2 separate regions of the Homo sapiens genome follow, and region 1 is linked to region 2. A link is an interaction called in ENCODE POLR2A ChIA-PET data of the cell type or tissue named here. Cell type or tissue: MCF 10A. All regions are shown on one strand.

Evidence for each region. ChIA-PET counts read pairs that join two places held together with the same protein. Peaks named below come from ENCODE experiments on the same cell type or tissue, not always from the same donor. Only the 100,000 strongest peaks of a DNase experiment are listed, where the experiment ranks them.
Region 1: POLR2A ChIA-PET joins it to region 2 with 5 read pairs; 2 of 35 experiments call an interaction of 5 or more read pairs at or near these places.

Annotation. Positions count from the first base shown.
Region 1 is chr5:98,958,841-98,962,840 of GRCh38, forward strand. All of the region lies in intron 1 of CHD1-DT (CHD1 divergent transcript), which reads left to right. Among named protein-coding and RNA genes, the nearest start is that of CHD1, 32 kb to the left of the region's middle. RefSeq lists an enhancer at 3,933-4,000. In MCF 10A, no CTCF peak of the experiment used is centred here; no DNase peak of the experiment used is centred here.
Region 2 is chr5:98,870,851-98,874,850 of GRCh38, forward strand. It overlaps CHD1 (chromodomain helicase DNA binding protein 1), which reads right to left. Exons shown (of 36, transcript NM_001270.4): 26 at 2,743-2,873; 27 at 1,567-1,705; 28 at 1,201-1,351. Among named protein-coding and RNA genes, the nearest start is that of CHD1-DT, 56 kb to the right of the region's middle. In MCF 10A, no CTCF peak of the experiment used is centred here; a DNase peak (open chromatin) is centred at 2,041.

The DNA of each region.
Region 1 (4,000 bases), 88 kb after region 2:
ACTCCAGCCTGGGCAACAAGAGCAAAACTCCGTCTCAAAAAAAAAAAAATGTTTTTATGCTTTGTAAGTATTACATTCAATGCCATGAATTCACGATGCCTAATATGTTGCCTATTATTCCCTTGGGTCAATTTCTTAATGCGGTGAGAGCCATGGGCTTACACATTAACTGTAAACATTTACAATGTTTGGAATCGGCTTGCACCTGTAATCTCAGATACTGGGAGGCTGAGGCAGGAGGCTTGCTTGAACCCAAGAGTTCTAGGCCAGCCTTAGCAACATACCAAGACCCTGCCTCTATAAAAAAAAAAGTATCAATTAGTCAGGTGGGTGGCAGCACGTGCACGTATTCCAAGGCGCTTGGGAGGCTGAGGCAGGAGGATCATTTGGGCCTAGGAGTTCAAGCCTGCAGTAACCTATAATCATGCCACTGCACTCCAGCCCGGGTAAGAGTGAAACCCTCATCTCTCTAAAAAAAGAAATTACAATGTTCAATCAAATGTACATAAACATAGTATTTTTATATACTTCCTTCTTTCTGAGTAAATGAATATTTGTTGGGGGAGAGCTTATAAATTAGTTTAAAATAAAAACTCTTTATATTTGGTTTATTTCTTATCTTTACTATATTATTAATAAGAGGGCAGCCATAGACTATTTTTAAGAATTCTATAGCCTACATATATTTCAGAGGCAAAAGTCCTTTAATTCTGCTTTAAAAACACTTAGTTCAGTAACACATGGTACATACTTTTTTTTTTTTTTTTTTTTTTTTGAGACAGAGTCTCACTCTGTCACCCAGGCTGGAGTGAAGTGGCACAATTTCGGCTCACCACAACCTCTGCCTCCCTGGTTCAAGCAGTTCTCATGCCTCAGCCTCCCAAGTAGCTGGGACTACAGGCTCATGCCACCATGCCCGCCTGATTTTTATATTTTTAGTAGAGACAGGGTTTCGCCATGTTGGCCAGGCTGGTCTCGAACTCCTGACCTCAGTTGATCTGCCTGTCTTGGCCTCCCAAACTGTTGGGATTACAGGCATGAGCCACTGCACCCAGCCAGTACATACTATTTAAACTCTGCTGACACATCATTTATACCTCTGATATAACCCTTAGAACGTGGAGGGTCCTAAGTAACTGTCTAACCGTCTCATTTTATAGATAAGAAAAGTAAAGCCTGAAAAGCTTACATGACATGTCCAACACTACCTAGCCACTTGATGGCAGAGTTTATGCTTCAGAATTACCTAGAAATTCAAAAGATAATTCAAAAATCATTTACATTATCAAATTCCCAAACAAACCTGATGACTTTTCCTGCTCCTATATCCTAATTCTCATTTGCTGTTTTTCTCCTCTTGATATGTTAATATTTGCATACATCTTAATTATTTACAGAGTATTTGAGATAACCCAGCAGCATATTGCATAAAACTCTTAGGTTTGCTTTGTACTATAGTAATACGTTTAGGTGATTGATTGATTGATTGATTGATTGATTTTATTTTTTGAGACGGACTTTCACTCTTGTTGCCCATGCTGGTGTGCAGTGGCGTGATCTTAGCTCATTGCAACCTCCGCCTCCCAGGTTCAAGCCATTCTCTTGTCTCAGCCGCCCAAGTAGCTGGGATTACAAGCATGTGCCACTATGCCTGGCTAATTTTTGTATTTTTAGAAGAGACAGGGTTTCACCATGTTGGTCATGCTGGTCTCAAACTCCTGACCTCGGGTGATCCATCCGCCTCAGCCTCTGAAAGTTCTGGGATTACAGGTATGAGCCACCATGCCCGGCCAAGTTTGGACGATTTCTAAAAGTCATTATTTACAGCACGTTATAATGACATCTATACGTCTGTTAAAAATTATTCTTTATATAGGCTTTGAACATTTCTGACAAAAACTGTATTTGTGTTTGTTCTCAATATTGTAGTACTCACTTTAATGCTATAACCTGAGGAAACTGAAGATCAGAAGCATGAGGAGAGACATTTTTATGTACTTGTTTCTCTTAGTTAAAAGATGAGTTCCCTCAACCTTGGTTTTCCCACGCAGGTTTGTCTCTGCCTCAGAGATGAATTGAAGAATTATTCTCACCAGCAGCAGGTGTAGTTAGTCAGTTTACCAACATATTTGTTATATCACGAGAATACTTTGGTCGTCAGTAATCATTTTTTATGATCCACTTACTGACCAACCAGAGATTCACTAAATACACACACATGCACACACACACACACACACACACACTTGCAAAGCTACAAATCAGGTTCTATGGTGGATGATGAGGTATGACCCCCACCGCACCCCCCAATTCTAGCCCCTTAAGGACTAAGACACTTAGCGCCCGTTTGCCCAGAGTGTTGGCTGCTGACTGCTGGCAGCTACATTCTTCTTGTGAAATTGTTCTTTACATAAAGAAGCTGCTTCACCTAAGTTTACACCCCCACTATCAATGTGGGAATACAAAGGCCTGGACCCTTGGCTTTAATTTAGAACTTCTCTGAAGGGGCTTCAGAGCTCCCGTGGGTCAACTGAGGCCTCTGTTGTAACTTCATCACAGTTCAATTTCTCCCTCTCTAATCCTACTTCCTTACCTCTCACAGATCATGTTCCTGAGAGAAACCCTCCTTTCCACAACAAACCTCCTACATGCGCACCTCAGAATCTCAGTCTATTTCCTGGGATCCCAACTTGCAGCTGCTTACAAATATGTGTGTGTGGAAATGGAAGGAGAAAAAAGAAGAAGTTTGAATGAGTTGATTAATTTTGCCTATCACATGTGGCATAATCATGGGAGAAAGGCCAGGAAAACAAGGCTTGGATATTAAATTCATTTTCTTATATAATACTACTGGTTCTATTTTTTCTATAGTCCTTACATTGGATTATCATTTAATTACCTCTGAATGTTAGACTACCTCATCCTTCCATTCTTTACCCACTTTTCTCTCTATAATTGCATAAAGAGGCCAGATGTGGTGGTGTACATCTGTAATCCCAGCGCTTTGGGAGGCTGACATGGGAGGATCAGTTGAGGCCAGGAGTCTGAGACAAGCCTGGGCAATATAGCGAGATCCAGTCTCTTAAAAAAAAATTATAAACCATCTTTTCTATTCAGGTAAGTCCTATGAATTTAATTAGCACCTATACACACGTGGATTCCTAAATCTTTAGCTCCAATTCTAACCATTTTCTGAGGTTTAGATAAGAATTTTCTAAGCCTATTTGACCTCTCAACTTGAATTTTTGACAGACACTTCAAATTTATTGTGTCCAAAACTAAACTCATTACCATCTAAACCACTTCCCCATATAGTCTCTATGTTTTAATACAGTCACTATCTGCCCAGTTCCCCTAAAGTAAATGATCTAACCATTGTTAATCTTCCCATATGTTATACTGATTGATCACCAAATCTTGAAAATTCTAATCAGAAATGTAAAATCTATTTTTTCTACTGCTTTACTTAAGTCTTGTCATTTTATTTTCTTTTTTGGTCTGAAAGGCTACCTAGATATTCAATTTTAGTTCTTTAACCATCCTCCCAGTTTTTTGGTGTAACTCACCACATACCACCTACCTTTACAGTCTGTAAAAGAAACTGTATCCAGCGGTATTTGTGAAAACCAATTTGGGCCCCACTTCCCTGTTTCTGATCCATTACATATCCTGAGTTCTTATTCTGTCTCTTTTACTTCGAATTGGCATTTATGTGTGTGTTTGGGCTCTTGTATCCATCCTATCTATCCTGTAGGATACAGACTTGGCTGGCTGTACTCTGGACCCCTGCAGGTGATGTTATCATTCTCATACTCTGAGCTGAAGCCTCTGGGTACTAAGGATGTAGCAGTCAACAAAAATTACTATTCTCATAGAGTTTACATTCTAGTGGGAAAAGTGCATCTGTTGAAGCTCAGAGATGAGGGAGGGGAATAACCACAATATTTACACTTTCTCACCTGGCTGACCTAGTTTGTTAAAGAGGGAGAGAGACTGTTTG
Region 2 (4,000 bases):
GAAATGTACTGGCTAAAAAATGCTTAACCATTTAAATATATATATAGTTCACCAACAAGTTTCAATTATTAATATTTGTAGGAATAAACTCAATGCAAAATGTATTTTTTATACGTATGCCAGAGCCAAAAATTTAATTTTTCTGAGAATGAATTCTAAACTTCAAAAACCCTCAGATTATCTTTCAAAATGAAAATAGAAAGCATAAGGTTGTAAATTTCCTTCAAATATACAAAAGTGTACTTAACATCCACTATTAAATGTTATATAATCCTTAAACACCTTCCCTTCTCAGTAAAAGTGTACTTATATATAATGTACACAGAAATTCCTAGACTACAAGATGTCATCCTTCTAGAAGAAGACCTAAAGCATACACTGGGAGGAAAGTTTTACAGGGGAATCTAGACTACTTAATTTTTTCTTCACAGTAACAAATGACAAAGCACCAATATCTAAAGGTTCCCAACACACAGGATAAACAATAAGGAAGTTCTCCCAGTGTTTCCCATTTTAGGCAAAAAAAAAAAAAAAAAAAAAAAAAAAAAAGGATTTCAGCTAGCACAGTGCAACCAAATGACCAAAAATACTACAATGCCGATGTTTTTTAAAAATAAATATAAAAGATTTTAAGGATTTTGTCTTACTGGAATAATAAAATTAATGATGAATGGGTACAAATATATAGTTAGATGGAAGAAATAAGACCTAGTGTTTGATAGGTGAGTAGGGTGACTACAGTTAGCAATAATCTATACATTATAAAATAGCTAGAAAAGAATCACTTAAATGTTCCTAAAGATAAATATTTAAGGTGATAAATGTTCCAGTTACCCTGATTGCATCTTTATATATTATATGATTGTATCAAATTATCACATGCATCCAAAAATATGTACATCTATTATGCATCAAAAATTTTTTTAAAGCTAATGATGGAATAAGACTTTTAACCTCGTAATTTGAAAAATAATACACCTAATGCCTTAATAACATATAATTTCACAGTAACGCAAAATCTCAGAAATCATTTAAATTTGATCCTTTCATGCAAAGCATCTTCTAAACGCACCAAGGTCACACAACCAGCTAGTGCCTTGGTTTCCAGATTTCCATTATTTCCAACATAATTTAAAAGCAAGAATTAGAATAAATTAAATTCAACATGAATGGTTAACAGAATCAGAAATAGATAAATACCTTGTGTGTTAGACTGAGGTCAGGATCCATTTTAATCATTTCCCAGCTTCCATATCCATATTCATAGATGCCAATTAACAAATTGGAATCATCTTCTTTGCCCCAGTCTATATCAAAATGAGCTGCCTTTGTGTGGCATGGGATAGTATACCTGGCATCAAAGTTAATAACTAATGATAAGTTTGTAATTGCCTTAACTGAAAAATTAATTTTGAAAAACGTGAGTCATTAGAACTTCAAAATAATATGCTTTATTTCTTCCTTTTTTTTTTCAAAACTAGCCAATAACACCATAAAAATTCAGCACATTCATTTTGCAATTATTGAATAACAAAAATCTTACAATGGAGAAAATAAATCACTCACTGCTTTCTTTCTTCTGGATCAGAAGGAATGGATTTGTGCAAAGGTATTAATTCTTCTTCATGGGAGATGACTAGTTTGGCATTCACCTGTACTCCTGATATTCGGAATGTTGGACCCTTCACTTTTCCGAGTCTACCACCTTGATTTTTTTTAAAAAAACCAGTATTTTTAAAAGTATAAAACATAATTCTACAAAACACCAAGCAACTGATGCTATTACTTATGTTATTTAACAATAAGTATTCCTTATTTATATTATTAAGAGATTACTGGAAAACCTTGAACTTCATTACATATGAACAAGTGATAATAATCTTGCAGATGCAAATTCACGAAAAGTATTTCTCTAAGTGTTTTACCAATTACATAAGATGGATCAATCTACTAATACCGTCAGCCTCTAAATAAAGAATTATAGGATGATGACTCAGGGTTCACTCTGTCGCCCAGGCTGGAAGTGCAGTGGTGCAATCATTGCTCACTGCAGTCTTGACCTCCTGGGCTCAAGCAACCCTCCCACCTCAATTCACAAGTAACTGAGACTACAAGCACGCACAATCACACCCTGCTAATTTTTATGTTTTCATTTTTCTTAGAGACAGGGTCTCACAATGTTGCCCAGGCTGGTCTCAAACTCCTGGGTTCAAGCTAAACTCCCATCTCAGCCTCCAAAAGTGCTAGGATTACAGGTGTGAGCCACTATGCCTGGTCTGCTTATTAAATTTTATCTAAATAATTTTTATTCAGGTAAATGAACAGCAAAATAAGCATAATAATAAAATAATTATGTCCCAAACCAATATCATATGTGTATATTTGCATTATATTTTCCCAGTCATCTATACTAAAAAACCTATAGATACTATACATATTGTACTGTGTGTGTGTATATATACACATATATCTATGAATGTACATATGTGTGTGTATAAAACAGTAATTTCTGACCTTACCTCCCAGACAGAAAATGTCAGGGGAATTAAAAACAGATTCTACTGCCTTCGAATTGCAATTCTGTTCTCCATTTCCTATTACCCAGAATAGCTTTACTTTGTTTTATAAATAACCTTTTGAGACTGATGAATAAATAATTTAAGATATAATATCTAGCTCAATAAAGCATATTTTGAAGCTTTCATTTACTTCTCTTTTAAATCACTCTCAGTTTAATGTTACCTGTTCGTTCTGTTCCTGAAGAACTATCCTTTAATGCTTTAATGCAACCATTATGTACCAATTCTCCCAGTCGTCTAAGGTCTGTTTCTGACTTATCAACTAACTCAGCATCTCGAGCAATTGCATCTAATCTGTAACAAAATAATCCAATTTTCAGGTAAATATGTTAAATGAAGTGGTGCCATTTAAGATTAAGTTTCACTCTATTTCAAGATCTGAATATCACTCTACTGCATGCTCTATATATTCTTGTTCACATAAATGGCAGGAAACACATAAAAACCAGGACAATGTGGTAGACAAACAATTCATTTATATATTCAATAATAATGAGTTTAATTCATTATAGAGCAAATGGAAGATTATATACCAATTCTGTAAAACCTTTTAATAACTGATCAAATTTTAAGATGTTCAGAATGAAGTGGTAAAGCTTTATAATTGTAAACACAAAAGCTGAGTAAAGTTCTGTAACTTTTTATTACTGTGCACCAAATAGATATGAATGATTAATACTCAAGACATTTTTTCATCTAAAATAATTATGCAAGTATTTCATTATATTTTAAGTATGCCATCTCAAAATAAAACAAAATATATCTATTTTTGAAGGGATTTTTTAAGAGTAAAAAAATAAACTAATTTGAGTCTTTGCTGATCTATATTCAGACAGTGGGTTGGCCACAACAAAGGGCAAAGAATATCCAAATCACAATAATTACTGAGATTATCTGATAACTTCAAAAAAACTATCTTAATTTGAATTTTAATACAGTTTGTATAATAAGAGAATGAATTTGAGAAACTTAAGAAAATATCTCTACTTAGGGAAAGCAGAGCTGGTTAAAAGGCTGGGTTAGCCTTTGGGAGGCTGAGGCAGGCGGATCACCTGAATTCAGGAGTTCTAGACCAACCTGGCCAATATGGTGAAACCCCGTCTCTACTAAAAAAAAAAAAAAAAAAAAAAAAATTAGCTGGGTGTGGTGGCATGCGCCTGTAGTCCCAGCTGCTCGAGAGGCTGAAGCAGGAGGATCACATGAACCCATGAGGTGGAGGTTACAGTGAGCCAAGATCGCGCCACTGCACTCCAGCCTGGGAGACAGTGAGAGACTCCATTTAAAAAGAAAAAAAAAAAAGGCTGGGTTAGCAACTCAGCCCCTCTATGGATAAATCTGCTCGTGCTACTTTTAAGTTATTGATGAAAAATGAGATAAAGATTGTAAAAAGTGCCTTACCGTCATAAAAGTGCAATTTAAAC